Regions from separate parts of the Homo sapiens genome. Here region 2 is linked to region 1. A link is an interaction called in ENCODE POLR2A ChIA-PET data of the cell type or tissue named here. Cell type or tissue: Panc1. All regions are shown on one strand. Links, peaks and the distances in the headings refer to the core of each region. The heading gives the core; the rest is flanking DNA.

Evidence for each region. Peaks named below come from ENCODE experiments on the same cell type or tissue, not always from the same donor. Only the 100,000 strongest peaks of a DNase experiment are listed, where the experiment ranks them.
Region 2: POLR2A ChIA-PET joins it to region 1 with 27 read pairs; 3 of 35 experiments call an interaction of 5 or more read pairs at or near these places.

Annotation. Positions count from the first base shown.
Region 1 is chr17:19,520,657-19,535,856 of GRCh38, reverse strand. SLC47A1 (solute carrier family 47 member 1) reads right to left here and starts at 2,003. Exons shown (of 17, transcript NM_018242.3): 1 at 1,783-2,003. The coding sequence starts at 1,917. In Panc1, for the core only: no CTCF peak of the experiment used is centred there; no DNase peak of the experiment used is centred there; H3K4me3 peaks cover 1,173 bases; H3K27ac peaks cover 537 bases.
Region 2 is chr17:19,398,631-19,413,830 of GRCh38, reverse strand. LOC124903947 (a long non-coding RNA gene) reads left to right here and starts at 6,902. Exons shown (of 2, transcript XR_007065657.1): 1 at 6,902-7,222; 2 at 7,539-8,653. RNF112 (ring finger protein 112) reads right to left here and starts at 2,599. Exons shown (of 14, transcript NM_007148.5): 1 at 2,369-2,599; 2 at 2,161-2,201; 3 at 1,048-1,333; 4 at 687-893; 5 at 420-551; 6 at 150-254. The coding sequence starts at 2,422. In Panc1, for the core only: no CTCF peak of the experiment used is centred there; no DNase peak of the experiment used is centred there.

The DNA of each region.
Region 1 (15,200 bases), core at 4,510-12,509:
AAGAGGTTAGGAGGCTGTTTCAATCTGCACAGCTGCTTCCTGACTTACTTTCGGAGGTCAAAGCAGGGCACGCAGCCCCAGGTCTTGAGATTCCAAATCATGAGGTGTTTTTTTGCCCAGGCTGGAGTGCAATGGCGCGATCTGGGCTCACTGCAACCTCCGCCTCCCGGGTTCAAGCGGTTCTCCTGCCTCAGCCTCCCAAGTAGCTGGAATTACAGGCGCCTGCCACCATGCCCAGCTAATTTTTATTTTTTATTTTTTGTATTTTTAGTATAGACGGGGTTTCACCAGGTTGGCCAGGATGGTCTCAATCTCTTGACCTCGTGATCCGCCTGCCTTGGCCTCCCAAAGTGCTGGGATTACAGACGTGAGCCACCACGCCCAGCCATGAGGTGTTTTTGTTTTGTTTTGTTTTGTTTTTTGAGACCAAGTCTTACTCTGTTGTTCAGGCTGGAGTGCAGTGGCACCATCCTGGCTCACTGTAACCTCCACTTCCCAGGTTCAAGCGATTCTCGTGCCTCAGCCTCTGGAGTAGCTGGCACTACAGGCGCCCGCCACCACGTCTGGCTAATTTTTGTATTTTTAGTAGAGACGGAGTTTCACCATATTGGCCAGGCTGGTCTCGAACTCCTGACCTCAAGTGATCCATCTGCCTCAGCCTCCCAAAGTGCTGGGATTACAGGCGTGAACCACCGCGCCCAGCCCCAAATCATGAGTTCTTTCTGGTCTGTGAGAAAGCATGGCTGATGGATCTTATTCCATGGCTTTGACCTCGGCATTACCCTTGCTGTCCTGCACACCACAGCGGGTGCCACAATATCCCACAAACTACCGAGCCCCCACTCCAGAGGCACAGCGGCCCCCCTCAGCCCGCGCAGGTGCAGAATGTGGGCCTCAAAGTCAAAAGCTTATTCACGCCTTAAGTGCATACCAGTTGCTTCTTGTGCCGCGTCCTACCCTCTCGGTTTGAAAACCACCCAAGCTGGCAGGAGAACGTGGATAGGATTGTGTTTTTGTGGTTTTTAAAACCACATTATTTTTAGGAGACAAGGCAGAAACAGCCCTAACCTAATGATTAAAAAGAAAAGAATCCCACAGATAAGAACACCTCGACCCCACAAAGAACCACATTAAAACCCCTTTTTTCTTTCACATACATAATTACTGGCGGGGAGGGGGTGGTACAGGATGCCTCTGGTTTCCTCGGTAGAGGTTGACTGAATTCTGAAGAAATCATTTCGCAGCTCTGAGTCCACGACAGACCACGCACCCCCTCCTCCGTGCCTCGGGATTATTTAGATCGCAGAGCTCCCGAACTTTTGACCGCTACTTTTCAAAGAAACAAGTTCCCTTGTGTTTTGAAGTTCAGGCAACTTGCGTTTTATTGGCCGGAATCAGCTCCCAGAGAAGGCACCCCCGGATGCAAATGCAGCCTGGACCTGGTAGAGCCCCGTTAGGGGCAAAGGTCCCAGCTCTCCGGTGTCTCCTGGCGCAGGAGGCTGGAGCCGCCGGCCTCTCCGAGCCAACATGCGCCCGGGCGCGTACCAGCCGTTCCCGCAGTGCCCCGCGGGGCCCCCAGTCGGGTGGTGCGGAGCGGAAAGCGGCCGGGACGCAGGCAGAGGAGCTGGGGTGCCCGCCCGGCTCCTGGCACGATGCTCCCCGGAGCCCGCCGGCGGACAGCTCGCTCGGTCCCCAAAGCCCGCCAAAGTCACCCGCGGAGGCAGAAATCACCAGGTCCCCAGCCCGCCGGTACCGGCCTGCCACTGAGGCCACCTTACTCACCGCGGGGCCAGCCAGGACCAAGAGCGCCCGCAGCTCTTCTCGGAAGGCGGACAGCCGCAAGCAGCGCGACCCACGGACCTCAAGGGTGGCCTCCGGGCCTCCGCGCACTGGCGCGGGCTCCTCAGGAGCTTCCATGTGACTCGCGCGCTGCGGCCGGGTAGCGCGGAGGCCGGCAGTGGGTACCGCGGAGGCCGGCAGTGAGTACCGCGCAGGCCGGCAGTGGGTACCGCGCAGTGCAGCCTGCTCTGCAGTCCCCGCCCCGGCCGCCCGCCCAGAGCCCGCCCCGCGCCTGGCGCCCGGGGGCCCGACTGAGCGCGCAGCCAGGCAGCCTGCGACCTTGGGCGCGCCCCTTGCACCTCTCTCTGCACCACTGCGGACGCCTGCGGGTCTTGCAAAGACCAAGGAACTCCTGCACTTGGAAGGCAAAGTTTGAAAAAGCTCTGTAAACTAACGGAACGCGCTCCGGGGGCTGGGTCCTCCACGTCTCGGACGCCAGGACTCACCCCGGCTCTCCACCTCCGCTGGGGGTTTCAGGTTCTGAATGACCTGGCGTGGAAGGACCCAGAGGCCTCGAGCCGTGACTCGGTTAGCACCCCGCGGGGTGTGTGGGGTTGGGCGCATTTGCTGTGCAGATTGAGTTGGGTACACCCTTTGATGCTGGTTAGGGTGTTGCATACTCCTCTCCTCTCATCAGTTGTTCCATTAGAGAACTTAGAATCTACCAGGATAGAGCAACATGCTCCCATTTGCCAAGTAGCACAGTTTGTGCCAGCTGGTCGTGTTGGAAGTTTATCCATCAAGCCTGCTGTGGGAGTACGAGAGGCTGCGGCCCAGAAGGGCAGGAGCAGCGCGCTTTCCTCCCAGAGCCTCAGCTTCCTCATCTGCAAACGTGAAAGAACACTCGTCGCCAGCTGTGAAGACTGGGGTTGCCTGGGCGGAGGACCGGAGTCAGTGCCACCTGCCCTCAGCCTGGCACCAGCCGTTACCTAATAAGTGTCAGTTACCAGGACAAGATTGATTTCTCTAATAGTCAAAATTCCTTCCGTTGTAATGATCCAATGTAAGTAGAGAAAATGGAAAACAAATTTTTTGGCTCACATAATCAGGAAGTTTGGATTCAGGGATTTGAAAACAAGGTCATTAGGCCAGGCGCGGTGGCTCACGCCTGTAATCCCAGCACTTTGGGAGGCCTAGGCGGGCGGATCACAAGGTCAAGAGATCGAGACCATCCTGGCCAACATGGTGAAACACCGTCTGTACCGAAAATTAGCTGTGCATGGTGGCGCGCGCCATAATCCCAGCTACTAGGGAGGCTGAGGCAGGAGAATTGCTTGAACCCGGGAGGCAGAGGTTGCAGTGAGCCGAGATCTCGCCACTGCACTCCAGCCTGGTGGCAGAGGGAGACTCCACTCAAAAAAAAAAAAAAAACAAAACCAGATCATTCTTGTTGTCCCTCTTCCCATCTCTGTCCCTCTCCTCCCTTCTCCTCGCCCCTTGGGATTCTTTCCGTAGTTTCTCTTCCTCCTCTGCCGGCAGCCTTTCTCTTCCTGTGCAAGTGACAGTGGTGGCCTCTGATACCCTCGTTCCTATCTTTCCCGTCTGTTAAACCAGAAAGTAAGGCCCTCCCCTCCTCTCTTCTGGTTCCAAACTAACAAACAAAAAACTGGGAGAAAATCTGGTTGGCCCTGCTTAGGTTTCTTGCCCACCTCTGGAACAATCGCCCTGGGTGGGAAAATAGGGTCTGATGTTTGGCTGGCCCTGGACCATGCACCCAGCTTTGAACCTACAGGGTTAGGGTTAGGTGCCCTGTGACTGGTCTCGTCCCACAAGGACTGTACATATGGAGTAGCGCAGTTTCCCAAAAGAACTGAGAGTGTCAACAGACAAATACCCGAGGATATTCACTAGATCTCTGATCACTGCTGTTTTTTGATAATTTTCTGGAAGTCCTGACTGATGTAATAAGACAGGAAATGGAAATGTAATGTATAATGTTAGGAAAGAAAAGGCAAAGGGATTACTCACAGTAGAAATTGACAGACCGGGCCAGGCACAGTGGCTCATGCCTATAATCCCAACACTTTGGAAGGCCGAGGTGGGAGGATCACTGGAACCCAGGAGTTTTGAGACCAGCCTGGGCAACACAGTGAGACCCCATCTCTTAAAAAAAATCCACACAACCCAAAGAAATAAAATATGAACAAAAGCTAATAGAATTGATAAAGGGGTTTAATAAAGTTGCTACATAGAAGTTCTTCAACAAGTCATATCAGTCCTTTATATTGGTAATAACATATATGAAAATACTAAAAGAAATCTTTCACAATAGCAACAAAAAACAAAAGGTCCTCGTGATACAGAGCATAACTCCTCACTCCTTAAAGGTGGATTGTACACAGTGACTTCCTTCCAAAAAGTAGCACAGGAAAATTAATTTTCAATTAATATATTAGGTTTTAGTCCACTACTGTGTATTCCATTATTTTAAAATTTAATAGAATGATTCTAAAAGCAATTGATAGTGTAAACAGGAAAAGATATAACAAAAACTCTGAAAAAGAAAAGTAAGGAGGAAAGAAGTAGCTCTATTGGCTGGTAAATAGCTTTTAAAACAACGTGTGGTTGGCTGAGCACATTGTACAGGTGAGTAGCCCACACCTGTAGCCCCAGCACTTTGGGAGGCTGAGGTGACAGGATCGACTGAGCCCCGCAGTTTGAGGCTGCAGTGAGCTATGATTGCACTACAGCACTCCAGCCTGGGCAGCAGAGTGAGACCCTATCTCAATAAAAAACAAAAAACAAAACAATTAAAAGAACAAAGAACCCTGTTACTTGGAAAGTGTTAGGATTTTGATTGACATTGCATTATATCTGCAGATTTATTCAGAAAGAATGCACCTCGTTAAAATTCTGTCTTCTATTTCAATCATATCCCTAGTCTAATCAGTACTCATCTAGGGAATGGGAGACTCACTGGACTAGGGATATGATGAATTTGTTATTGATGCTTGATAAATAGTCATAAGTATGTTCATATACGGTTCTTAACTTGCTGAAATATATTATTAAAAGCATGTATTAAAATTGAATTTTATCAGGGTTTTTTTTTTTTCTTTTCGGGGGGACAGGGTCTCTCTCTGTCGCCTGGACTGGAATGCAATGGTTTGATCTCGGCTCAAAGCAGCTTCGACCTCCCTGGCTCAAGCAATTCTCCCACCTTAGCCTCCTGAAGAGCTGGGACTACAGGCATGTGCCACCACACCCGGCTAATTTTGTTTTCTTGTTCCTTTTTTTTTTTTTTTTTTTTTTTGAGACAGAGTTTCACTCTTGTTGTCCAGGCTGGAGTGCAATTGTGCGATCTTGGCTCACCGCAACCTCTGCCTCCTGGGTTCAAGCAACTCACCTGCCTCAGCCTCCCGAGTAGCTGGGATTACAGGCATGTGCCACCACACCCGACTAATTTTGAATTTTTTTTTTTTTAGTAGAGTTGGGGTTTCTCCTTGTTGGTCAGGCTGGTCTCAACCTCAGGTAATCCACCTGCCTTGGCCTCCCAAAGTGCTGGGATTACAGGCATGAGGCACCATGCCCAGCCTATTTTCATATTTTTTATAGAGACAAAGAGGTCTCACTATATTGCCTAGGCTGGTCTCAAACTCCTGAGCTCAAAGTGATCCTCCTGCCTTGGCCTCCAAGAGTGCTGGGATTACAGGCATGAGCCACTGTGCTCTATATATATATATATATATTTAGTATTAATTGAAATAATCAAATTTTTCTTCTCTTTTCGGTTGTTAGTGTAAGTTCATTGTAGATTTCCTAATGTTTAGCTGTCACTGATTCCTGGAATAAACTTCCCTTATTCATAATAGTATACTATAACAGGTATATAGTGGTAGATTTATTGCTAATATTATATTCAGGATTTTTATATTTATTTATTTTTATACAGACAGGGGTCTCACTATGTTGCCCAGGCTGGTCTTGAAATCCTAGGCTCAAGCAGTCCTCCTGCCTTGGCCTCCCAAAGTGCTGGGATTACAGGCGTGAGCTGCTGCGCCTGGCTTCCGTGAATCTTTAGGCTCTGTAATTATTCAAATACCATAAGAATGATCTGTTTCTTGAAGGTTTGAAGGCCACTCACCTAGAGGACCATCTGATGCCTTTATAGAAGGGGTATTTTATTTAAAAATAAGAAAAAAAATAAAAGGTTTTCTGTTTATTTAGAAGTTGCTGGTCTATTCAGGGTTTTGTTTAACCTCTTCTTGAATTAATTTTGGTCATTCATGATAAGTGTTTATTGATTGCTGCTGTAACAAATTACCACAAATTTAATAGCTTATGATAACACAAAGTTACTATTTAACAGAGGTCAGAAGCCTGAAATGGGTTCCGTGAGGCTGAAATCAAGGTGTCAGCAGAGCTGCGTTCTTGCTAGGGCTCAGGAAGAATCCATTCCCTTGCCTGTTCCTGCTTCTAGATGCCGCCTCCCTCTTCCTCCATCTCCAAAGCACATCACTGCAGCCTCTGTTCTTTCATCACGTCTCCTTTTTCCAGCTTTTACTCTCTTGTCTTCCTCTCAGAAAAAGAGATTCCATTAGGCCCACCCGATAACCCAGGATAACCTTTGCATCTTAAGATCCTTGTAGTAATCACATCTCCAAGTCCTTTTGCCATGCAAGGTTATGTATTCACAGGTTTCAGTAGATGGATGGGGACATCTTTGGGAGGCCTTATTCAGCATCTCATACTCACCATGTTCTGACCACGTCTGTATCTTCCCTGTAATTTTAAATTCTGATTAGCTTTTCATTTTCTAGTGGGTACTTTCTCAGGATATTGTGGCGTGTGCTTTCTGAATGTTTGCGGTCATGATATTTTACACATTCCCATGCTTCTAGCGTTATACATTACAGGTGAAAACTCCAATCCACTCCAATTCTCTCTCTCTCTCTCTTTTTTTTTTTTTTTTTTTTGAGATGGAGTCTCACTCTGTCGCCCAGGCTGGAGTGCAGAGTGCAATGGCACGATCTCAGCTCACTGCAACCTCCACCTCCCAGATTCAAGCGATTCTCCTGCTTCAGCCTCCAGAGTAGCTTGGATTACAGATGTGCGCCACCATGCCTGGCTAACTTTTTTTGTATTTTTAGTGGAGATGGGGTTTCACCATTTTGGCCAGGCTGGTGTCGAACTCCTGACCTCAAGTGATCCACCCGCCTCGGCCTCCCAAAGTGCTGGGATTACAGGTGTGAGCCACCGTGCCCGGCCCTGATTCTCTTTTTTTTTTTTTTTTTTTTGAGATTAAGTCTCACTCTTTTGCCCAAGCTGGAATGGTGAGAACTCAGCTCATTCCAACCTCCACCTCCTGGGTTCAAGCGATTCTCCTGCCTCAGTCTCCCGAGTAGCTGGGACTACAGGCATGTGCCACCACACCTGGCTAATTTTTGTATTTTTAGTAGAGACAGGGTTTCACTGTATTGACCAGGCTGGTGTCGAACTCCTGACCTCAAGTGATCCACCCGCCTCGGCCTCCCAAAGTGCTGGGATTACAGGTGTGAGCCACCGTGCCCGGCCCCGATTCTCTTTTTTTTTTTTTTTTTTTTTTTTTTTGAGATTATGTCTCACTCTTTTGCCCAAGCTGGAATGGTGAGAACTCGGCTCATTCCAACCTCCACCTCCTGGGTTCAAGCGATTCTCCTGCCTCAGTCTCCCGAGTAGCTGGGACTACAGGCATGTGCCACCACGCCTGGCTAATTTTTGTATTTTTAGTAGAGATGAGGTTTCACTATGTTGGCCAGGCTGGTCTCGAACTCCTGACCTCATGATCTGCCCGCCTCAGCCTCCCAAAGTGCTGGGATTACAGGTGTGAGCCACCGTGCCCGGCCCTCGATTCTCTTTTTATTGTAGAATTGATGGTGGTCATTGTGGCTAGTTCCCCAACATTCCTTTCACCCCAGATGGGTCATTTAGCCAGCCACAAGAATCTCATTTTCCTTCTCAGGGCCCTATGTAGGAATGGACATGCATGACCCAATTCTATTTAATGTATTTATATGTATATTAGAGACAGAGTCTCACTATGTTGCCCAAGCTCATGATCCAATTCTAGCCATGAAGCCTGAGTGAAAATCTAATGGCGTTTCTGGAAAAACTTTCCTATTTCTAACAGTCAGAGAAGAAAAAGGCCCCTATTTTCTCCTTCAGATATTGTGGCATCCGAATTTTTTTTTTTCGAGACAGAGTCTCACTCTGTTGCCCAGGCTGGAGTGTAGTGTGTGATCTTGGCTCACTGCAACCTCTGCTTCCTGGGCTCAAGAGGTCCTCCCACCTCAGTCTCCCAAATAGCTGGGACCACAGGAGCCCGTCACCACACCTGGCTAATTTTTGTATTTTTTTGTAGACACGGGGTTTCACCATGTTGCCCAGGCTGGTCTCGAACTCCTGAGCTCAAGCAATCCACCTGCCTTGGCCTCCCAAAGTGCTGGAATTACAGGCGTGAGCCACCACACCCAGTGGTATCTGAATGTTATGCCTGGAAGTGCTACAACCATAATGCTGCTGGCCCTGGGATAAAGCCAATATTGGAAAAGGGCAAAGCCAAGAGAATCACAGATATTAAATGAAGACAGAGAGGGAGAGAGAGAGGGAGGCAGAGAGAGTATAAACAGGTGATTGTAAAGGGTAAATACCTGTTTTTGGCAAGAAAGGGGAAGGCTTTTTAAAATTTAGACACACAGGGTAGTGCAGAGGCTTACGCCTGTAATCCCAACACTTTAGAAGGCTGAGGCAGGAGAATTGTTTGAGCTCAGGAGTTCAACACCAGCATGGGCAACATGTTGAAACCCCGTCTCTACAAAAAAAAAAAAAATACAAAAATTAGCTAGGTGTGGTGGCATGCGCCTGTAGTCCCAGCTACTTGGGAGGCTGAAGTGGGAGGATCACTTGAGCATGGAGGGGGGTGGAGGCTGCAGTGAGCTGTGATTGTGCCACTGCACTCCAGCCTAGATGACAGAGTGAGGCCCTGTCTCAAAAAATAAATAAATAAATTTAGATACACAGAAAGAGAGCCAACTTTTTCAGTTTTGTTAACTTTGCCCACAAATCATAAAGGAAAACGCAGAACTCAAAACTGACCAATTGGTTGAGCTACAGGAATCAAAGGCTGCTCTCCATTCCAGGGAAAGAAAAGGCCCTTTTCTAATTGAATAAATTGCACTCACACTGTATATAAACAATAAAGACAAAACTGAGGAGCCAGGAGACATTGGGATCTCCAAGATAAACACACAAACCAAAACAAGAACAACAAAAATCTACTACCAATAATCAGAATTCCTGCTCAGTCTGCTGTCTGGCAGAGTTCGCCTAATGGTCAGATCATGAAAACCTCACTGAAGGGGCCATAAGTCGCTGTATACAAATCAGAACACAAGCCAGAAACAGACCTGGCCAAGAATCAGACAGAATCTAGAAAGTAAAACAGAAACAAAGCCAGCAAACAGTTAAAAAAACACAGGAGGCGGCGCGGTGGCTCACGCCTGTAATCCCAGCACTCTGCGGGGCCGAGGCGGGCGGATCATCTGAGGTCTGGTGAAACCCCTTCTCTACTAAAAATACAAAAATTAGCTGGGCATGGTGGCGCAAGCCTGTAATCCCAGCTGCTCAGGAGGTTGAGGCAGGAGAATCGCTTGAACCCAGGAGGTGGAGGTTGCAGTGAGCCGAGATCACGCCACTGCACTCCAGCCTGGGCAACAAGAAACTGTCTCACAAAAAAAAAAAAAAAAAAAAAAAAAAAAAAAAAAAAAAAACAGATTCGTGAGAGTTAAGCTTTAAGCTTTATTGCATCATGAAATTCATCCTTGGCCGGGCGCAGTGGCTCACGCCTGTAATCCCAGCACTTTGGTTTGGGAGGCCGAGGCGGGCGGATCATGAGGTCAGGAGATCGAGACCATCCTGGCTAACACGGTGAAACCCCGTCTCTACTAAAAATACAACAGCAACAAAAAAATTACCCGGGCGCAGTGGCAGGCGCCTGTAGTCCCAGCTACTCGGGAGGCTGAGGCAGGAAAATGGCGTGAACCCAGGAGGTTGAGCTTGCAGTGAGCCGAGATCGAGCCACTGCACTCCAGCCTGGGCGACAGAGCGAGACTCTGTCTCAAAAAAAAAAAAAAAAAAAAAAGGAAATGCATCCTTATTGGGAGGATCAAAGGATAAAATGAGTGTAAAAGTACACTATGACTCCTTTTTTTTGAGACAGGGTTTCACTCTGTCACCCAGGCTGGAGTGCAGTGGCATGATTTTGGCTCACTGCAGCCTCAACCTCCTAGGCTCAAGTGATCCTCCCACTTCAGCCTCCTTAGTAAGGATTACAGGCACTCACCACCATGCCTGGCTAATTTTTTTATTTTTTATAGAGATAGGGTCTACCTGTGTTGCCCAGGCGAGCCTCAAACTCCTGAGCTCAAGTGATCCTCCAGCCTCCGTTTGCCAGAGTGTTGGGATTACCGACATGAGCAGCCATGCCTGCCTGTGAACCCTATTGAGGAATGCAAATATAAGCCATCACTATTAACGTCATCATCTCCAAGTTATAGGAGCTTTAGAAATTATCTAGGTTCGGCAGGGCGCGGTGGCTCACACCTGTAATCCCAGCACTTTGGGAGGCTGAGGCAGGCAGATCACCTGAGGTAAGGAGTTCAAGACCAGCCTGACCAACATGGCAAAACCCCGTCTCTACTAAAAATACAAAAAAATTAGCCAGGCGTGGTGGCGGGCGCCTGTAGTCCCAGCTACTGGGGAGGCCGAGGCAGGAGAATGGTGTGAACCTGGGAGGTGGAGCTTGCAGTAAGCCGAGATCGCGCCACTGCACTCCAGCCTGGACGACAGAGTGAACAGAGCGAGACCCCGTCTCAAAAAAAAAAGAAAGAAAATGATCTAGGTTCATCTGTGCACCTGGACAAACCGCCCCGGAAGCTCCAGTAGATCAGTGCCTCCAGGCTTTCTGGGTGGACCCTTCCCAGTGGGAGAAAAAGCCAGAAGCAGATGCATTTTAAACAAGGGAAGAATGTTATCTGCAGAACAATTGCATGGTCAGACTTCAGGGAATGGATTTCCAAATCAGAAGACACTACAGGTTTTTGAAGAAAAAAAAAGACAAGATTACCAAAGTTACTGTCTGTTAATGATATGAAAAAAAGAAAAAACAGCGAAAATTTCACATGAAAATCATATCCATAAAGGTCATAACACATCTTCAGATATTAGCATTACAAAAATCAGAGAGAAGAATTTCAGGTCAGGGAGTCAACAACTTCCAGGAACAACTCAAGTTTCACTGATTTGGGATACTAGGACTTGACAGAGTAACCCTGGTTTTTTTGGTTTGGTCTGATTTATCTCAGAGCCCAGTGTTTGGTTTGTAATTTTTTCCTAACTGTGGGATGTGATGCCTGCACTTAGCCATCACCATAGCGGTTCAAAGCGTCAGGTTTTGGGGGGTTTTTTTTGTTTATTTTTGTTTTGAAACAGAGTCTCTGTTGTCCAGGCTCGGAGTGCAGTGGCAAGATCTTGGCTCACTGCAACCTCTGCCTCCTGGATTCAAGAGATTCTCATGCCTCAGTCTCCCAAGTAGCTGGGACTACAGGCACACGCCACCACGCTTGGGTAATTTTTGTATTTTTAATAGAGACAGGGTTTCACCATGTTGGCCAGACTGGTCTCAAACTCCTGACCTCAAATGACCTGCCCACCTCTGCCTTCCAAAGTGCTAGGATTACAGGCGTGAGCCACGGTGGCCAGTCTGTTTCTTGTTGGTGGTGGTGGTTTTTGTTTTGTTTTGTTTCTCGAGACAGCATCTTGCTCTGTCGCCCACGCTGGAGTGCAGTGGTACTATCATGGCTCACTGCAACCTTTACCTCCCTGGCTCAAGTGATCCTCCCGCTTTAGCCTCCCAAGTGGCTGGGACTACAGGCTCATGCCACCACGCCCAGCTAATTTGTTGTTGTTGGTAGAGATGGAGTTTTGCCATGTTGCCCAGGGTGGTCTTAACTCCTGCGCTGAAGCAATCCTCCCGTCTTGGCCTCTCAAAGTGCCGGGATTACAGGCATGAACCACTGAGCCTGGTCATGAATTTAAATCTTATATGATTCCTCCTCTTTGAAACTTGATAACCATGTGGCAAACATTCCTAAACACGTGGTTGCCTCTCGGGGAACACATAAACAATGAAAAGTGGCAAAATCAAGATAATTCCAATACACATGTACGAGAAATTCTAACAACCCGGATTGGATGTCCCCAAGTTGCCCAACCTGCTAAGGTCACCCTATCATCTAAAATCAAAATTAAAATGGTCGAACCGAACCCCAGCTTACCTGTAGTGGGAAACCCAACACCCTTCCCCGTAATATCTCCAAAAGAGGCTTGTGGTGGTGGGTTAGACAAGGGGCAGTGGTGATTGGTTTAGGCAAATCAGGATCAATCCCTTGAAACTTAGATATGCTTAAGTATGCATAAGTGAAATGAATGACAGCAACCATAGAAAGGAATGAGAGGGAGGAATTAGGATTATTTTGTTATTATAAAGCACTTGTATTACCTGTGAAGTGACACATTGTTATTTGGAAGTGGACTTGAATTAATTGTAAATGTATATTGCAAACTTTTGGGGAACCACTAAGAAAAAGTTTTTAAAAAAGAAAAAGAAACACAGGCTAGGCAAGGTGGCCCACGCCTGTAATCCCAGCAATTTGGGAGCTGAGGTGGGAGGATTGCTTAAGCCTCGGAGTTCAAAACCAGCCTGGGCAACGTAGCAAGATCCCATCTCTATTAAAATAATAATAATAATAATAATAAAATAAAGCTATTTTAAATATAAAGACATCTAGATTAAAGGCAAAGGGATGCAGAAAGATATATTATGCTAACGCTTATCAACAGAAAGCAAGGGTTAGCTATACTGACTTTAGACAGAACAGATTTCAGAGCAAAGAAAGGGATATCTTTATAAGGGTATTACACAATGGTAAAGGGGTTAATGCATAGCAATTTTTTTTTTTTTTTTGAGACAGGGTCTTGCTCTCTTTGTGTCACCCAGGCTGGAGTGCAGTAGTGTGATCTCGGCTCACTGCAACCTCCTCAAGTGGTCCTCTCACCTTAGCCTCCCGAGTAGCTGGGACTATAGGCACATGCCACCATGCTTGGCTAATTTTTGTATTTTTTTGCAGAGACAGGGTTTTGCCATGTTGCCAAGGCTGGTCTCAAACTCCTGGACTCATGCAATCTGCCCACCTCGGCCTCCCAAAGTGCTTCACCTGGCCCCATAGCAATCCTTAATGTGTGAAGCAAAAACTGATAGAACTACAAGGAGAAATACATGAATCCACTATTATTGGTTGAAGATTTCAACACCCCTCTATCAAAAATGAACAGATCTAGCGAGCAGAAACTCAGTAACTCAGTAGCACCACCAGTCAAGCAGATATATAAGTATTTGTAGGCTGCTTCATCCAGCAACGGCAGAATATACATTCTTCTCAAGGTAGCATGGAACATCCATGAGATAGGCCATTTTCTGGGCCATAAAACACACCTTAACAAATTCAAAAGAATAGAAACCACACAGACCAGGCATGGTGGCTCACACCTATAATCCCAGCACTTTGGGAGGCCCAGGCGGGTGGATCACCTGAGGTTGGGAGTTCGAGACCAGCCTGACCAACATGGAGAAACACTGTCTCTACTAAAAATACAAAATTAGCTGGGCATAGTTGCTCATGTCTGTAGTCCCAGCTACTCGGGAGGCTGAAGCAGGAGAATCACTTGAACCTGGGAGGCGGAGGTTGCGGTGAGCCAAGGTCAAGCCATTGCACTCCAGCCTGGGCAACAAGAGCGAAACTCTGTCTCAAAGAAAAAAAAAAAAGTTAAAGGAAGTGAGGTAAAGTGCACAGGGCTTCAGAAGAACATTTTGGGCCGGGCACGATGGCTCATGCCTGTAATCCCAGCACTTTGGGAGGCCCAAGTGGATGGATCACCTGAGATTGGGAGTTCGAGACCAGCCTGACCAACACGGAGAAACCCTGTCTCTACTAAAAATACAAAATTTAGCCGGGTGTGGTGGTGCATGCCTATAATCCCAGCTACTCAGGAGGCTGAGGCAGGAGAATCGCTTGAACCAGGGAGGCAGAGGTTGCAGCAAGCCAAGGTCGCGCCATTGTACTCCAGCGAAACTATGTCTCAAAAAAAATAAATAAAAGAAAGAAAAGAAAAAGAAAAAGAAACCACACAAAGTATGTTGTCAGGACACAATAAAATTAAACTAGAAATCAATAACAGAAAGCTAGCTGGAAAAAGCCCAAAATATCTGGAGATTAAACAACACATTTCTTTTTTGAGACAGTTTCACTCTTGTTGCCCAGGGTGGAGTGCAATGGCGCAATCTCGGCTCACTGCAACCTTCGCCTTCCGGTTTCAAGCGATTCTCCTGCCTCAGCCTCTCAAGTAGCTGGGATTACAGGAATGCGTCACCATACTCAGCTAAGTTTTTGTATTTAGTAGAAACGGGGTTTCACCGTGTTGGTCAGACTGGTCTTGAACTCCTGACCTCAGGAAATCCACCCGCCTCAGCCTCCCAAAGTGCTGGGATTACAGGTGTGAGCCACTGCGCCGGCCAACAACACGCTTTTGAGTAACACATGGGCCAAAGAAGAAATCCCAAGAAAAGTTTTAAAACATGTTGGTCATGAATTTAAATCTTATGAAAATGAAAATACAAACTATCAGAATTTGTGGGATGCAGAATTAAAAAATAGTGCTTAGGGGGATATTTCTAGCATTGACTGCATCTATGAGAAAAGAGAAAGATCTAAAATCAATCATCTAAGCTTCTACCATAGGAAACAAGAAAAAGAAGAGCAAATTAAATCCAAAGCAAACAAAAGAAAAGAAAAAAAGAAATTAGAGCAGAAGCCAATAGAATTGGAAATAGGAAATCAATAGAGAAAAACCAACAAAACCAAAAGCTGGTTCTTTGAAAAGAAAAATCATTGTGGTTCTGTGAGCACAGAATAGGAGCAGAATGGGTGTAAAGCAGGCAACCAAGAGTGAGCGTCTGACATGTATGCTCAGCAGAAGTCCATATCCTTGTCCAAGATGTCAAAGAAATCTCTTGATACATCTCTGGGCTTGAAGCACTGCCCTACAAGGTGCCCCCATGTACACCCCGACAGAGGACGCCCCTCCGCCCCACCCAGCTCACACCTAGTCATATGCAGATGTAAGACCCTGAGATTTTAAGCCCAAATGGGCAAAACATGTGGCCACATCTTTTTTATGACTTTTTGTTCAAAACATGTGGCCACATTTTAAGGGGGCCTGCCCCTCCACACCCCTGGGTACTTCTCGCAAGGTGGAGACAAGAGAGT
Region 2 (15,200 bases), core at 3,145-11,144, 120 kb after region 1:
CAACTAGGAGCACCTTCCCCCTTCTAAGGCAGCCCCAGAACCTATCAGGACCCCAGACACCAAAGCCTGTGAGATGCTCTGGCCTTGAGGAAGCTGAGCTGGAGAAGGGTGTGTGGGGTGGGGATGCCAACATCAGCGCCCCCCATCACCTGGTAGGAGCTCAGCATCGTGGTGAGAGCACAGAGCTTGATCCTTGTTTCCCTGCTCAGCTCAGGGCTCATGGCATCCCCTGTGTCCACCAGGAACACCGCCACCTATGCAGGGGGTAGGGAAAGACCCAAGGGGCCAGGCCTGCCTTGTTCTCCCACATTCTTCCCAACCCTGCCCCGTCCCATCCCCATCTTCTATCCTCACCCCAGAGACGCCCTTCTTGATTCCCCTTCCCATCCCTGACCTCCTTCTGCCACTTCCCCCCTCACCTTCTTCCCTTCTTTCCCCAGCAAGAAGGGGTGGCTCCACATCCATATGCCCCTGGCGAGGCCATTGGCGCCCCACCTGCAGCCCTGCAGGGATGCCTCTCCTCCTCTTGGCCGGCCGCCCTCACCAGACTCCTGCAGGGGAGAGAAGGGAGAGCATCAGTTGGTCGGTTCCTTGTCCCCACAGACCGGAATACCAGACCCAGCTTCCCCCAGGCAGGAACCCCCATCCTTGCTCCCCGCCTCCCTCCTGCCCCGCCCCGCCCTCACCAGGCCCGGCAAGCCCTGAAGCAAATGGTTGAGGAGGAAGGACTTCCCTGAGTGCTGCTCCCCCAGGACAGCGAGGAGGCAGACTGGGGTGTCCCTGGCCAGAGGGTGCTTCAGGCAGCGGTTGATGGCCCCCATCCTAAGGATGAGGCCCCCAGAGGCATTGATGCGAACCAGCAGCAGCGGCTCCGCCCTCACAGGACACGTCTCCTGGGCCAGGAGAAGAGAGGGGCCCCTGAGCATCCAGGACCAGCTCCTGACCCTGGAATGTGTTCAGCCTGGAGCTCTGTGTCCTGATGTTCTAGAATAGGGCCAAAGCCACCCCCTCCTCTTGGGTCTGACTGATTAGGCCCAGTCCCCAGACCTGCAGTGCAGGGGGCAGCGGCCGCTGCGGCAGGAGCTTCATCTTCTCGCCCAGGCTCCGGAGGCCCCTCTTCTGCTTGCATATCTTCCGGCACTCAGGACAGCAGGGCGGCTCACAGCCCGGGAGACGGTGTGTGCTGAAGCACCGTATGCAGAAGTCGTGGCCACAGTCCAGCGAGATGGGGTCGCGCAACCTCTCCAGGCAGATGGAGCAGGTAGGGAGCTCCCGGGGCGCCATGGGCTGGGGCCCCAGGCCTAGCTCCAACTTGGGGAAAGGTGTATGGGACCTGTGGGGCAAAACAGGCCATTGAAAAGCAGGATGTCTATTGGGGGCAGGGGGTACCGGCCAGGGTTGTGGTGGAAGACTGATGGCTTGGGAGTGGAGGTCCCTTTGTGCCAACCCAATTTCCATCAGTGCCTCCATGGACAGGCGGAGCTGCTCCCAGAGAGGCCAAGCTCTGCCCGTTCCTCACTGACATGTGTCCTAGGACCTGGGGGCCTCAGAGTGGGGGCAGCAGAGCAATGGTGAGAGAGTCTGAGAGGGAGAAAATCTGAGTGGAATGGACTCCACCACATCCCAGCCATGCAAATGCAAGCAAGTTCCTTCCCCTCTCTGGGCCTCAATTTCCTAACTGTCCCAATGGAGAGGATAGCAATACCCCTCATGGGGCCGTTGGGGTGGCCATCCGAGAGGAGGCGTGTGCAGCTGTCTGCACAGTGCCTGGTGCAAATGCTTGGGAAGAGCCTCTCCCGGCGTTCTACAGCGGGGCTCCCTCCATGAGGTGCTGACTTCAGCCAGGCCCCCAGGGATGATACCCTCCACAACCCCATGCTACAGGGACAGTGAGGAGAAGCCATCAGCCTGTGCTGCAGTTGGGCAGATGGCTCTGGATCTTAGAAGATTCCTTCCGCTCTCTGCTCTGAGCTGGCATCTGCCTCCCTGCAGCACCCACCTGCTTCTTCCTGTCCCTCCCTCCACAGCCTGGCGGATCCAGCCTCAGGCGGACAGCCCTCCCGGCTGGGCTGCCGGGCTCTGTGTTCCAGGACCGGCCATTTCAACTGACCTGCCTGGCCTCACTGCACCCATCCCAGCCTGGAAGGCCCTGCTACTTACCAACTGTTGCCGCTGTTTCCCATGAAGCTCTGTTTTCTCTCCTTGGAGAAAAAAAAAAAAAAAAAAGATTTAGAACATAATCCAGACTTCTATCTTCACCCTGGATTTCCAGGGACCCCTCATCCTCCCCACCCCCGGCCCATCCCCCAGCCCAAGGAGGGCCCTTCCCACCCCACTCTCCTTCCCGATCTTAGGACTGAAGACTTGCCCGTTTGCCAAGCCGATGACAAAAGGAAGTGACTGACAAGGCGGGCCTTGGCATGGGAGGCTGGGATGGGGAGAGGGTCCGGATGCAGAGGGGGAGGCCCCGAGACCTTCAACCAGAGGTAAGGATGCCTTTTCTCCCGGAAAGGCTAGCAGGCTGCGGTAGGTAGAAGGTGAGGTCGGGGGATGGTATCCCCGAGGAGCTGACTCCCGGTCAGAGCTGGAAAAGAAATGTGACAGTCAGGAAAGAGGAGGCTGCTGCTGGACTCACCCCAGGGGGAGGAGACACGGCTGCGGGTAGCAGGGCTCCGAGGAGGGAGGGATGGAGCCCGGCTCAGAATCCCTGGCAGAGGCTGGGATGCAGGCAAGCCGAGGTGGTGAGTCGCCATGGAGACAGAAGGGAAAGATAAGGACAGGGAGGGGGAGGGGGACAGAGAGGGAGAAGGCGTGCGGTGCACCCGCAAACATGGAGGCGCCTCCGGCAGAACCATGGGCCAGCACTGCCTCTACTGGGCCAGCTGAGGTCTCCCCAGGGCCACAGGACAGGGTGGGCAAAGAGAAGAGGTGTGAGAAACAGGAGAGGGTAAGACCAGAGCTGACCCAGAGACAAGGAGTTATTCATCCATTCATCCAATGAACAGTTACTGAGTACCTACTATGTACAGAGCCCCCAAATGCAGACCCTACTTCACATGGCCCTGCACATCCTCCTGCTCTCTCTCAGGTTTATGTCATCGACGCCCAACCCAGCTGCAGCCTTCTTCAGCACTCATGGGCCCTCCGTGTCCTCTGGTGTATTTCCCTCCCAATAGCTTTCACTCTGCCTCAAACTTGAGCAGGATGAAATCTATCAAAACTATGAGCCACCTCTGGACCTTCTAATGGCCTCTTGACTGGGCTCCTTGCCTCCCTTCCACTCCCCAGTGCACAGCCAGCATAGGCTCCCCAAGCACAGATGACCTCACACTGCGCAAACACCTTTTGTGTCTCCCTACTACCATCAGATCAAAATCCAAACTCTCCGGCCTGCGGACTGGGCTGAACCTTCCTTCCACCCTTCTCTCGCCCCACTCTTCCCTGCCTCTGCACCCTGGCTTGGCTGCTCTGCTCCTTCTCATCCCTCCTGGGACACCCTCTTAGGCCCAGTGCAGGTGCTGTGGCCTCCCTAGAGCCTCCTTTCCTCACCCCTCCCAACTGGGTGCGGTCTTGTTCTTGGACAGTTGAGGGCTGGGATATGTGATAGGCTTGGCGCAGCCCAGGCTTCAGAGCCAGGCAGATCTGGGCTTGATTCTCGGCTCAGGGGCTCTGGGACTCCACTGCACCTCTCTGTGCTCTGAGGAGCCACCATTACCTATGTAAAGCCACTAGTCCAGGCACGGGAGTCATTCGTACATCCTATGAGCTAGGATGCAGAAGGGTTGGGGTGAGGTGGGATTCAGAACCTAGAAAAGTTCAGCAGAGACCACCTTCAGCAGGTGGAGACACCCCTGAAGCTGGGGCTGGATCTTGTTCATTTTGGTGTCTGGAGGGCCTGAGATTGTGGGGCTGAATCAATCAGATTCAGAGAAGCAGTGCCATAGACTCTGCCTCCTCCTGCCCCAGGTGGGACAAGCCCCTGTGTGTTGGCAGCAAAGCCTCACACTCAGGGGATGAGGAAGCAAGCCTGAGCCGTGCCACAGCTCTGCCTTCAGGGCAGAAGGGAGGGTTTTCTCAACCCCTGTAGCCTTTCATCCTTGCAGGAGAGAAAGCGTGGGCGCTGGACTCAGATTCAAGCTCTAAACCTGCCTCCATCCCAGCATGAAATGCTGGTGAGTCACTGCCCTCTCTGAGCTTCCATTTGCTCATCACCAGGCAAAGATGTGAGGAAGCAGATGGGACAATCAGTCTTCACTTAATGATACTTACTGAGCACCAGGTACTGTGTCTCACACTGCAGTACAGCTGGAAACAAGAGAGACAAAGCTCCATCCTCCCCAAGATCCCAACTGGACAATTAAAAGGCATTGCTATGATCTGGGTGAGAACCTGGATGCGGGGAGGGTGAGGAGGGGTGTCAGGCTGTCCTGATAAGCAAGGAGGTAGAAAAAGGTTGTCAAGGCAGGGCAAACCACAGGTACAGGGCCCAGAGGAGAGGGGACACAGAACCCATTCTGGGGAACAAAGGAGGTCCGGCTGGCCTGGCAGGAATATTTGATGCAAAGATGGGTGCACCAAGGTGAAGGGCAGAGCAGGCCTGGGTCATGCAGGCCCTCAGGGGCCAAAGGAGGGGATAGGGACTTCACCAGTCAGTATCTCAGGAGGGATCCCGCAGGGCAAACATGTATGGTAGAAGCCTCACTCTTAGGGCTGGCTATATAATTTTATTTATTAATTATTGTTATTATTATTATTATTTGAGATGGAGTTTCGCTCTTGCTCAGGCTGGAGTGCAATGGCATGATCTCGGCTCACTGCAACCTCCGCCTCCCAGGTTCACGCGATTCTCCTGCCTCAGCCTCCTGAGTAGCTGGGATTAGAGGCATGTGCCATGACATCTGGCTAATTTTTGAATTTTTAGTAGAGACGGGGTTTCTCCATGTTAGTTAGGCTGGTCTTGAACTCCCGACCTCAGGTGATCTGCCTGCCTTGGCCTCCCAAAGTGCTGGGATTACAGGTGTCAGCCACCACGCCTGGCCAATTTTGTTGTTGTTGTTGTTGTTGTTGAGATAGGGTTTTACTCTGTCACCCAGGCTGGAGTACAGTGGTGTGATCTCAGCTCACTGCAACCTCTGCCTCCTGGGTTCAAGCAATTCTCCAGACTCAGCCTCTCCAGTAGCTGGGACCCCAGGTGCACACCACCATGCCCAGATACTTTTTGTATTTTTTTGTAGAGACGGGGTTTCATCATGTTGCCCAGGCTGTTCTTAAACTCCTGAGCTCAAAGTGATCTGCTTATCTCGGCCTCCCAAAGTCCTAGGATTACAGGCATAAGCCATGGTGCCTGGCCAGGCTAGCTATACAATTTGTGGATTTGGTGAAAAATGTAACTGCAAAGCCCCCACCAGAGGCAAGAAAGTCCATTGCCTCTTCTAATGGCACATTGCCTCCACACATGGCCAACAGGCAGCCCCTCCAGATTGCCACAGTCATTTTAGGACACGCTCAATACCTGGATTGGGGGTCGGGGAGAAGCCTATGCTAAGTTTCAGCCCAGGGAGGGGAGAGCCACCACTCTGTCACACCCTAAGATGCCAGGGGCCAATCCAGCAGTCCCCAGTCCTCCTTGAGCCTGCATTCAGGCCTCCAGATGAAGGGGGGCAGCCATGGTGGGGCAGAGGTGGGGACACTGGGAGCCTGGGAGTGGGCAGCCAAGAGCCTGTGCTGGGGAGGCAGTGGGACATGGGACACACACAAACCAGCTTCCGAATTCCCAGTGAAGGCGCCATTTTCCCATCAGACTTCACTCACAAAGCACAAATTCAATGCTAAAATGATTGTTTCAAGATGGTGACCAGAGCACTGAAGCCCAAGCACACAGCCCTTCTGAGCTCTCGCCTTGAGTGGCTGCACTGGATGCATACCTGGGAAGCTGGCCCCTCCCACTCTGGCTGCTGTATGGACAACAGACTAGAGGGGCAAGCGGGGAGGCTGAGGGTGCTGCTGGGGAAGTCAAGGCCACAAGTGGAAATACAGATCCACTTGGGATCATACCCGGGCACCTAAAAGAGGGCATTCCCCAAGGCACGGTACAGGCCGACCAGGTGGATAGGAGACGGGAGGAACACCAGGCCTGCTCCTGGATAAAGGATGGGATAAAGGATGGGCCCTGCTCCTTTGCAGCCAGAGGCCTCTGATGCTATCTAGGGCCCCAAGGGGAACCCCTGGCCCAGGGAGGCCAGGTGTGGTGGTCCTGGGTCCATGTCTATGGGCAGCCCCGCTTTATCCATTATGCTCCATGAGTCTCTTGAGTCTACGGTCTATGAGAATGTTTGAAACCTAATGGAAAAATGAGACTCTCCAAACCACAAAAAGAAAATTTCAAAATCAAAAGTAACACCCACTTAGTTTAATGTCCCAGTACCCCTTACATGATGTTAGCTGGTAAACCCAGCTCGAGTTATCATCTGTAAAGTCAGATTCAAGTCATGAGTGCACTGATTCAACAAATGTTTACTGAGCACCTACTAAGTGCTGGGCACAGTGCTAGGTTCTGAGGAGTCAGGGTGACCAAAACAGAGAAAGTAATGGCAGTAAAGTGTTGAGACATCGACCGGGCATGGTGGCTCACACCTGTAATCTCAGCACTTTGAGAGGCCGAGGTGGGTGGATTGCTTCAGCTCAGGAGTTCGAGAACAGTCTGGGCAACTTGGTGAAACCCTGTCTGTACATACACACACACACACACACACACACACACACACACACACACACACAATTAGTCAGGCATGGTGGTGCACAGCTGCTCAGGAGGCTGAAATGGGAGGATCACTTGAGCCTAGGAAGTGGAGGTTGCAGTGAGCCGAGATTGCACCACTGTACCCAGTATGGGTGACAGAGTGAGACCCTGTCTCAAAAAAAAAAAAAGTGTTCAGACATCAAAATAAATAATGTGTCTTATCAAAAGATGATCCTATCCTTTGAAAAATATTAATGGCAAAAAATTTCAACTCAACCTGGGCTGTGGATACCACGTGTTTTAATGTGTTTGCTCTGATTAGAGAGAGTCCTCCTGACAGTCAAAGGGCCCAGGGCCTGCAAAGTTCTTGAGCCTGGCAGCTAAGGCCCTCATAGGAGGATGACTACCCCACGTGGACCTCAGCGAATCTGAAAAGGAATGGAAGAAACTCCACTCTGCCTAGTTCCTTGCTTTCTAACCATGGTGAGGCTACCACACAGGTTTCTCATGGTGCCCCTAACTGGCCTCTGACCTTCCCCAGGGACTCAACGGGACAGGAAGAGCCACACTAAGCCAGGCCTGGTCCTGCAAGGTGGACAGGCCCTCAGGGTGCTGCTGGGGGCTGAGCAGTGACTTGAGTGAGAATGGAGTCCACAGAGAGGGTTGGGGTGGGAGGGGAGGTCCTGGGTTTCGGGGGTGGAGCTTGAACTGTGGGAGGGAGCGAATTGCAGGCCCTAGAGACAGACTTATTTCTCATTTCATCCGTTGTCCATTCATTCACCAACAAATATTGGCCAAGTTGGTGTGAGGTGCTTCTACCCAGCAAAGAAATGCCAGGAATATGGCCATCACTCACCCAGACAGGATCACTACCTTCGAGACCTTGCACAGACTCAAGGAGTATGGACCTGGGAGTCCCAGCGCACGCTGGGCTGGCCCTGCACCATCAACTAGCTCCATGCCATCCACCCTGTCAGATCTCTGCCCAAATCCAGCCCTTGGCCTCCAGATCCTGAAGCTGAAAGCTCCCAGCACCTGCTCTCCCTCTGCCTCTTCCATCCTTGTGAACAAGCGGCCCAGCTCAGGCCACTAACCTGACTTCCTGACCTCTGGCTCTAGCTTCCAGGCTGGGAGTTGGAGTGGAGGTGGACTCATTTTTGGAATAACCAGCCTCAGGAGTCAAAAATACAGTTTTACAGACTGGAACCCTGTTTGGGGAGGTTTCTGAGTCCCTTGATGTACGCAAGAGCCAGCTTCACACACAAACGCACACGCACACACACATGCATGCATGCACACACCTGGTCAGCCCTCCCCCAACATACTATTCCATGTAAATCCTCACACATACCATACACATATGGTCAAAATACTCCATGTATCCCACACTCTGTGCTCACACATTGTGCCACATGCACATCCATGACTCCACCTTGCCCGATATAGACCCACAGTGCTCACACACACACACAAACATGCATACACAGTTACACCCTCACAACCGCACTTGCACATCCACATCCATTCACATGCTCACTCCTTCATACTCACACACAAATATGTGTGTACCTTCAGGCCTCATGCTCATGGACATTTACACACGGGCTCACTCTTACTGCCTTACACGCACACGCACACATCATACATCCTTACCCAACAGGCGCTGTTCCAAGCACTTTATGTGATAAGCTCACCCCGAGTAACACAACCTATGAGGGAGGTACTATATCACTTCCATTGTATAGATGAGGGAACTGAAGCACAGAGAGGTTAAGTCACTTGTCTAACACCACACAGCTATTAATGGCAGAGCTGGAATCCAAACCCAAGCCATCAGGCTCCCCAATCCAAGCTCTTAGCCACTACATTCCATGGTCTGTTTGGTGGCAGAAATAAAGTTAGTTATTACAATAAGCCTTGGAAAGAGTTTGTAGTTTTGCTGTGTCTCAGTTTGCCATCACTTTCCTCAGAAGGGGATAAAAATCAGTCCAGCCTCTGTCTATGCAGAATATTGGAAACAGGCAACTGAGTTCTGACTGGTTCTGACCGCAGCTTGCTGTGTGACCTCAGGCAAGTCCTTGATCTTCTCTGGGCCTGTTTCCTGATGTGTGAATGTCGGCGGGGGGCCAATGAGATCAGAGGTCCCTTTGGGTGGAACGCCCCCAGTCCTCTCCCACCTCTTAGCCTGGGAGCTGGCCTTCATGAAGCCTGGCACTGTGGGCATTGCCCTGGTAAGCACTGGGTCTTAGCCTGTTTCTGCTGCAATAACACAATACCACAGACTGGGTAATTTATAATGAGCAGAAATGTATTTGGCTCAAGGTTCTGGAGGCTGGGAAGTCTAAGAACAAAGGACTGCATCTGATGAGGGTCTTACTGCTGTGTCATCACATGGCAGAAGCCATTACAGGGACAAGAGAGAGAGGAAAGGGGACCAAACTCATCCTTTTATAAAAGAACTCATTCCCGAGGTGACAGCATTAATCCATTCCTGAGGTGACCTTTAATCACCTCTTAAAGGTCCCATCTCTCAAACCATTGCATTGAGGATTAAGTTTCCAGCACTTGAACTTTGGAAGACACAGTCACCATCTTGTTTATCTTCTGCCCACTCACCCACCCATGCATTCATTCATTCTCCATTCCTCCAACCATCTATCCATGCATGCACTGATTATCTACCTATTTATCCATCAAGATAAATGCATTATCTACCTATTTATCCATCCACTCACTCAATCACCCATGCACTCATTATCCATCCATTAATTCATCTATGTATCCACCATTCATTTCTTTCTTTTTTTCTTTTTTTTTTTTTTTTTCAGACAGAGTCTTGCTCTATCACCCAGGCGGGAGTGCAGTGGCACAATCTCGGCTCACTGCAACCTCCATCTCCTGGGTTCAGGCAATTCTCCTGCCTCAGCCTCCCGGGTACCTGGGATTACAACTGTGCGCCACCACACCCGGCTAATTTTTTTGTATTTTTAGTAGAAACTTTTGTATTTTTAGTAGAGATGGGTTTTCACCATGTTGGCCAGGCTGGTCTTGAACTTCTGACCTCAAGTCATCTGCCCACCTCCACCTCCCAAAGTGCTGGGATTATAGATATGAGCCACCACACCTGACCTCATTTCTTATATTCTTTCATCCATCCATTCTCCAACTACCAATCCACGCATGCACACATGCATGATTTGCTCCATCCATCCACCCACACATACACACATCTTTTCATCCATCACTCCTCCACTATCTGTGTATCTACTCATCCACCATCTACTCTTACACTTATCCATCCATGCATGGATTCATCCATCTGTCCATGTTACAAACATTTATTGAGCAATACACCAGACATCATACTAGGCTCTGGGAGTAGACTGATGAGCCCTCAGGGTGCTTCCAGTCTACTGGGGAGACAGAAAGGAAAATAAACAAGTACGGGGTGGTAAGTTCTCTGATTAGGTAGAGTGAGGGGAGATGCACGAGGAACAAGCAAAGGCACCTTGCTCAGACCTGGGCACCTAGGAAGGCTTCCCACAAAAGCTGCATCTGAAGGATGAATATGAGGTGGACAGGCAAAGGAATGGGGACAGGCAAACAACATGTGCGGCAAAGAGACCAGCCCATGCAAAGACACAGAGCTGCAAGATAAACAGCTCACCTGGAATGCAGCATGTGAAGCGAGGAGAGGTAAGGGTGATGGGCCAGTCACAGAGAGGTGTGTAAGCCCTCCCTTGGTGTCATCCCTTAGTCCATGCCTGTACGTTGCTTTCTTGCAGGGCTTGGGACACCTGCTGTCCTGCTGAACCAATGGCCTCTGGGTGCTGCTGGCTGTAGTGAGCTGGTGTCCATGCCAACATGGCTGCCTTCCCCATCCGGGTCCTGACCCTGGCCCCAAGGTGCAGCAGCATCTGCTCCCTGTGGCTGCCCTCCTCCTGTCCCCCAGGCCCAGTGGCCCTCCTTGCTCTCGCCACAGCTGTGTCTGTGCCAGGTCCCCTTGTGTGAGCATCAAAGGCCAGGCCTTCCTATCAGCAGCTGGAAGGAAGTCAGAGCTCCCCAGCTTTACTTCTGAAGCCCCCCATCATCAATCTGGTACTAGGCATCCTGAAACAACTAATAATAGTACAATTATCCAACATTTGCTTAGCAATTTAGGGCTCACAATGTGTTGTTATGTGCCCTACTACCTCAACTGATTCTCATAATACAGTGACTATTAGCCCTGCTTTCTGAATGAGGAAACTGAGGTTTAGAGAGCTAAGGAAACCTTCCAATGACAGCCCTGGAAGAAATAAAATGCCCTGACTCCCAATCCCGGGCCGTCCCCTCCTTTCTGGCCTGCTGTGTGCTGTGGTCTCCCAACATTCACACCTCCACACCTTTGCCCCAGCCACTCTCCTTGCCTTGAACACCCTTGCCAGTCTCTGCCTGCCTTCATGAAACCCATCACCCAGGCCCAGGTTGGCTCAGAGTTTCTACAGGGAACCCTTCCTCATCCTTCTCTCTCCTCCCCTTTGCTCTTCAAACTTATGAAATGCCTCCGATGTACCAAGCATGTACCCAGAGTGATGCTGGATGCAGAGACTACAACAAATAACAAGATGTGGTCTGTTAAATAAGATTTATAGGAGGTTATTGGTCTGGATTGAGCTCCTGGATAAGCTCCAACAGATCAAACCAAAAAGGATTCACTCATGCTGAAGTTCCATGCTACAAAGCCAAAACTAAATTGTTTATCTGATCTTCCAAGAAATCAGGACACAAAGAGATAATAGCCAAATCCCCAAACAGGCCACTTTTAGCCAGCATGATAGGAAGTCCCCTCTGCTTTAACTTTTACAAGGAAAGTAACTTTGAAATCAGTCTGCTTTTTGTTCTGTCTGCTTACTTCAGCCCTTTTTGCCTGTAAAGCCAATCTCCTCTGTTCAGCTCGTCAAATAATCATTCTGTTTTATAAGAATGAGGTGTTGCCCAATTCTAAAATTTCAAATAAAAGCCAATTAGGTCTTTAAACTAAATTTATTGTCATTTTGTCTTTTGACAGGTCCCTGCCCTGAGGAGCTCAAAGACTATGTGCAAACAAGGAAGCAGCTGCCTTGCAGCACATCCCTTGCTGTATAGGAGCTGCCCAGGGAAATGTGGGAGCCTGGAGGAAGCCCCTCACTCAGACTTGGGAGTCAGCAAGGCTCAGTCTTGCAGGATAAGGGAGTTAGCAGGGTAAACGTTGTTGAGGGCTGGGACTCCAGACACAGGGGACAGCACGTGCAAAGGCCTGGCAGTGAGTTGGCAGGGCAGGTTCAGTGTGGGTGCGGCTGGAGCACAGGGTGAGGGCTGGCAAGAAGGAAGGATAGAGGCAGGGTAAGGGGACCAAGGTCAGTCAGCAGGGAACAGATGATGGAGGGCCATGTGGCAGATTTTTGGATTTTTGCTGCATGTCAGTGGAGCCATAAACTATTTTAAGCAGGGATACATGTGAACAGATTTGTGTTCTTGAACCATTATTCTGAGCGTCCACCGGGACAGACTGGAGGAGACACCTTGCTACTTTCAACAGCCACTTTGCATTAGGCGCTTTTGAGTACTGACAACATCCTCGAGCTAGGCCTCTAGTGACAGACATCTAGAGCATTGCTAACATTTTGCTATAACAAATAGCACTGTAGCACATATTACTATTCTTACCCCGTTTCCACTTGGGTAAGTATAATTTAAGGATATCTTCACCAACACAGAGCAAAATCATACATATTGATCTTTGCTGATTTTGGCTACAAATGTTAAAGGATGATTTTTGTCTCTTATGCAGGGAGTTTTTCAGTTATCTATCTGCCATGTCAAAAACAGCTTTACTTTATTTTTATTTTATTTATTTATTTATTTTTTATTTTTATTTTTTGAGATGGAGTCTCGCTCTGTCACCCAGGCTGGAGTGCAGTGGCAGGATCTTGGCTCACTGCAACCTCCGCCTCCCGGATTCAAGTGATTCTCCTGCCTTAGCCTCCTGAGTAGCTGGGATTACAGGCGCGCACCACCACGCCCAGCTAATTTTTGTATTTTTAGTAGACATGGGGTTTCACCACGTTGGACAGGCTGGTCTCGAACTCCTGATCTCGTGATCCACCCGCCTCAGCCTCCCAAAGTGCTGGGATTACAGGTGTGAACCACCGCACCCGGCCAATTTTATTTTATTTTTTTGAGATGGAGTCTTGCTCTGTCGCCAGGCTGGAGTGCAGTGGCACTATCTTGGCTTACTGCAACCTCTGATTCGCAGGTTCAAGCAATTCTCCTGCCTCAGCCTCCCAAATAGCTGGGATTACAGGTGCCTGCCACCAAGCCCAAATAACTGGAGCCCCATCTTTTTAACCCTCACAACCCTTGAGGTGGATATAAGCCGCCCACTACCCCACACACACACAATTTTATAGATGAGAAAACAGAGAATTGGAGAAGTTAAATTACTTCCCCAAACCTCATACCAATATCTCATTTGAAGCTTTAACAGTGAAAACAGTCAGGCCTGGGGTAGCCCAACAAACATTTGCTGGATTTATTGAAAAAAGTGGGAAAGACAAAATTCAAATATGGGCTGCCTCTCCAGAGCTATGAAGCATGGGGCACAAGGGGTGGGGTGAGGGTGGGAGGGTGAGGACAGGAAGGAAGGTGGGCTTCAGAGGCAGGTTCGAAGCAGGACATACAAGTTGGGAGGCACTAGCTGATGAGGACAACAGGGGAGAAGGAAGTCATAAGAGTCAAGTTAGAAGACACCTTGAGCACCCTTCTGGATGTCCACACTGGCTAGCAGTCCCTGGCTGCTGGCAGCCAACCTACCATTAGGTATCATCTCCCCTGCTCCAAGTCAGAATCGAGACCAGGCTCCAGACCCCTCTCCTCTGCTGTACCACCCCCATTCCAACTTGCATACTGCCCATTAGGACCCTGGGACTGGAGTATCCAGGCAGTCAGCCAGGAAGTTGACAGATGTGGCCAGCTGGCCCTTGTGGAGCAAACTTCCCTCCACAGACTATGCCCAACTGGATCCAGGACCCATAGACCCCTCTGGAGTAAGAGGCAGCCCCATGCAGCTGGTTTGATAGGCAGACAATGGAGCCAGAGGCCTGCTGCAGTCCAGGCCTCTGCATGTAAGCCTCTGTTGGCCCACTGACCTATGCCATCCTTCAACCTGACTGGCAAGGTTATGTGCGTTCTGGGCAGCACCCAGGCTGTGGCACCAAACAGGCCTTGGTTCAAATACTGGTTCCACTCAACTCACTAGGCAAAGTCACTTCTCTCACTCAAGCTCAGTTTCCTCAGTGGTAAAACTGAAGATACAATTACTCCCATGTAGGGTCAGTGCAGAAAGCCTGGTGAATAGTAGGTGCTCAATAAATGCTAGCCTGGTTTTTTGTTTTTTTGTTTTTTTTTTTGAGACGGAGCTTGCTCTGTTGCCAGGCTAGAGTGCAGTGGCACCATCTTGGCTCACTGCAACCTCCGACCCTCTGGTTCAAATGATTCTCCTGCCTCAGCCTCCCAAGTAGCTGGGATTACAGGCACACACCACCACACCCAGCTAATTTTTGTGTTTTTAGTGGAGACGGGGTTTTACTATGTTGGCCAGGATGGTCTCGAACTCCTGACCTTGTGATCCGCCCGCCTCGGCCTCCCAAAGTGTTGGGATTACAGGCATGAGCCACCGGGCCCGGCCAATGCTACCCTGTTAATCAGCCTTGGAAGCAAGTCTGGGCCACTTACCTCAGTGTGCCCAGATGTCCCCAAGCATCAGTCCTGCCCCATCTTGGATCTCAGACCAACCCCCACAAGACCTCGCCTCTTTTTCTTTGTCAAAGGAAAATCCAAGAGATTCTTACAGAAGAAGGGCTTTTTACACAGTAGGCCTGAGAACAGACATCCAATGGATAAAGAAGTACAGTTTTCCATTAGTTTATTACAATGATAATAATGATCATGTCTATTTACTGGGCTCCTACTATATGCTGAGTCCTTGTAACAACAGAATCTCCCATCCTCCCCACATTTCTCTAAAGGTGAAAATATTGGCTCCATTTTACAGATGAGGAAACTGAGGCTATCCAAGTGACCTGCAGCCAAGCCTATCTCCTATCTAGTCTCTACCATTTGTTTCTCTCTGTCTCTTTCTCTTGCAGACACATGGTATTTCTTCTTCCTCTCTCTCTAACCCCATTTGCTCTCCCTATCACAACACCATAATCCAGGGCCGGGCAGAGCAAAGCAGCCACAGCAGTCATGTCCTTAGCAATCCATAATACAGCATGTTTGCTGACAAAATGAATGTGGAGTACAGTTAGGCAACAGGAAATTAACAGCTGACCCCAGAGGTCAGGAAAGAGGGTGTACAAAAACTGAAATGTGCTTCTGCTTCCTGACAATGAGTCTGATGCCAGAAAGAGCAGAGGTTCCCCACCCACATCAGGCAGCC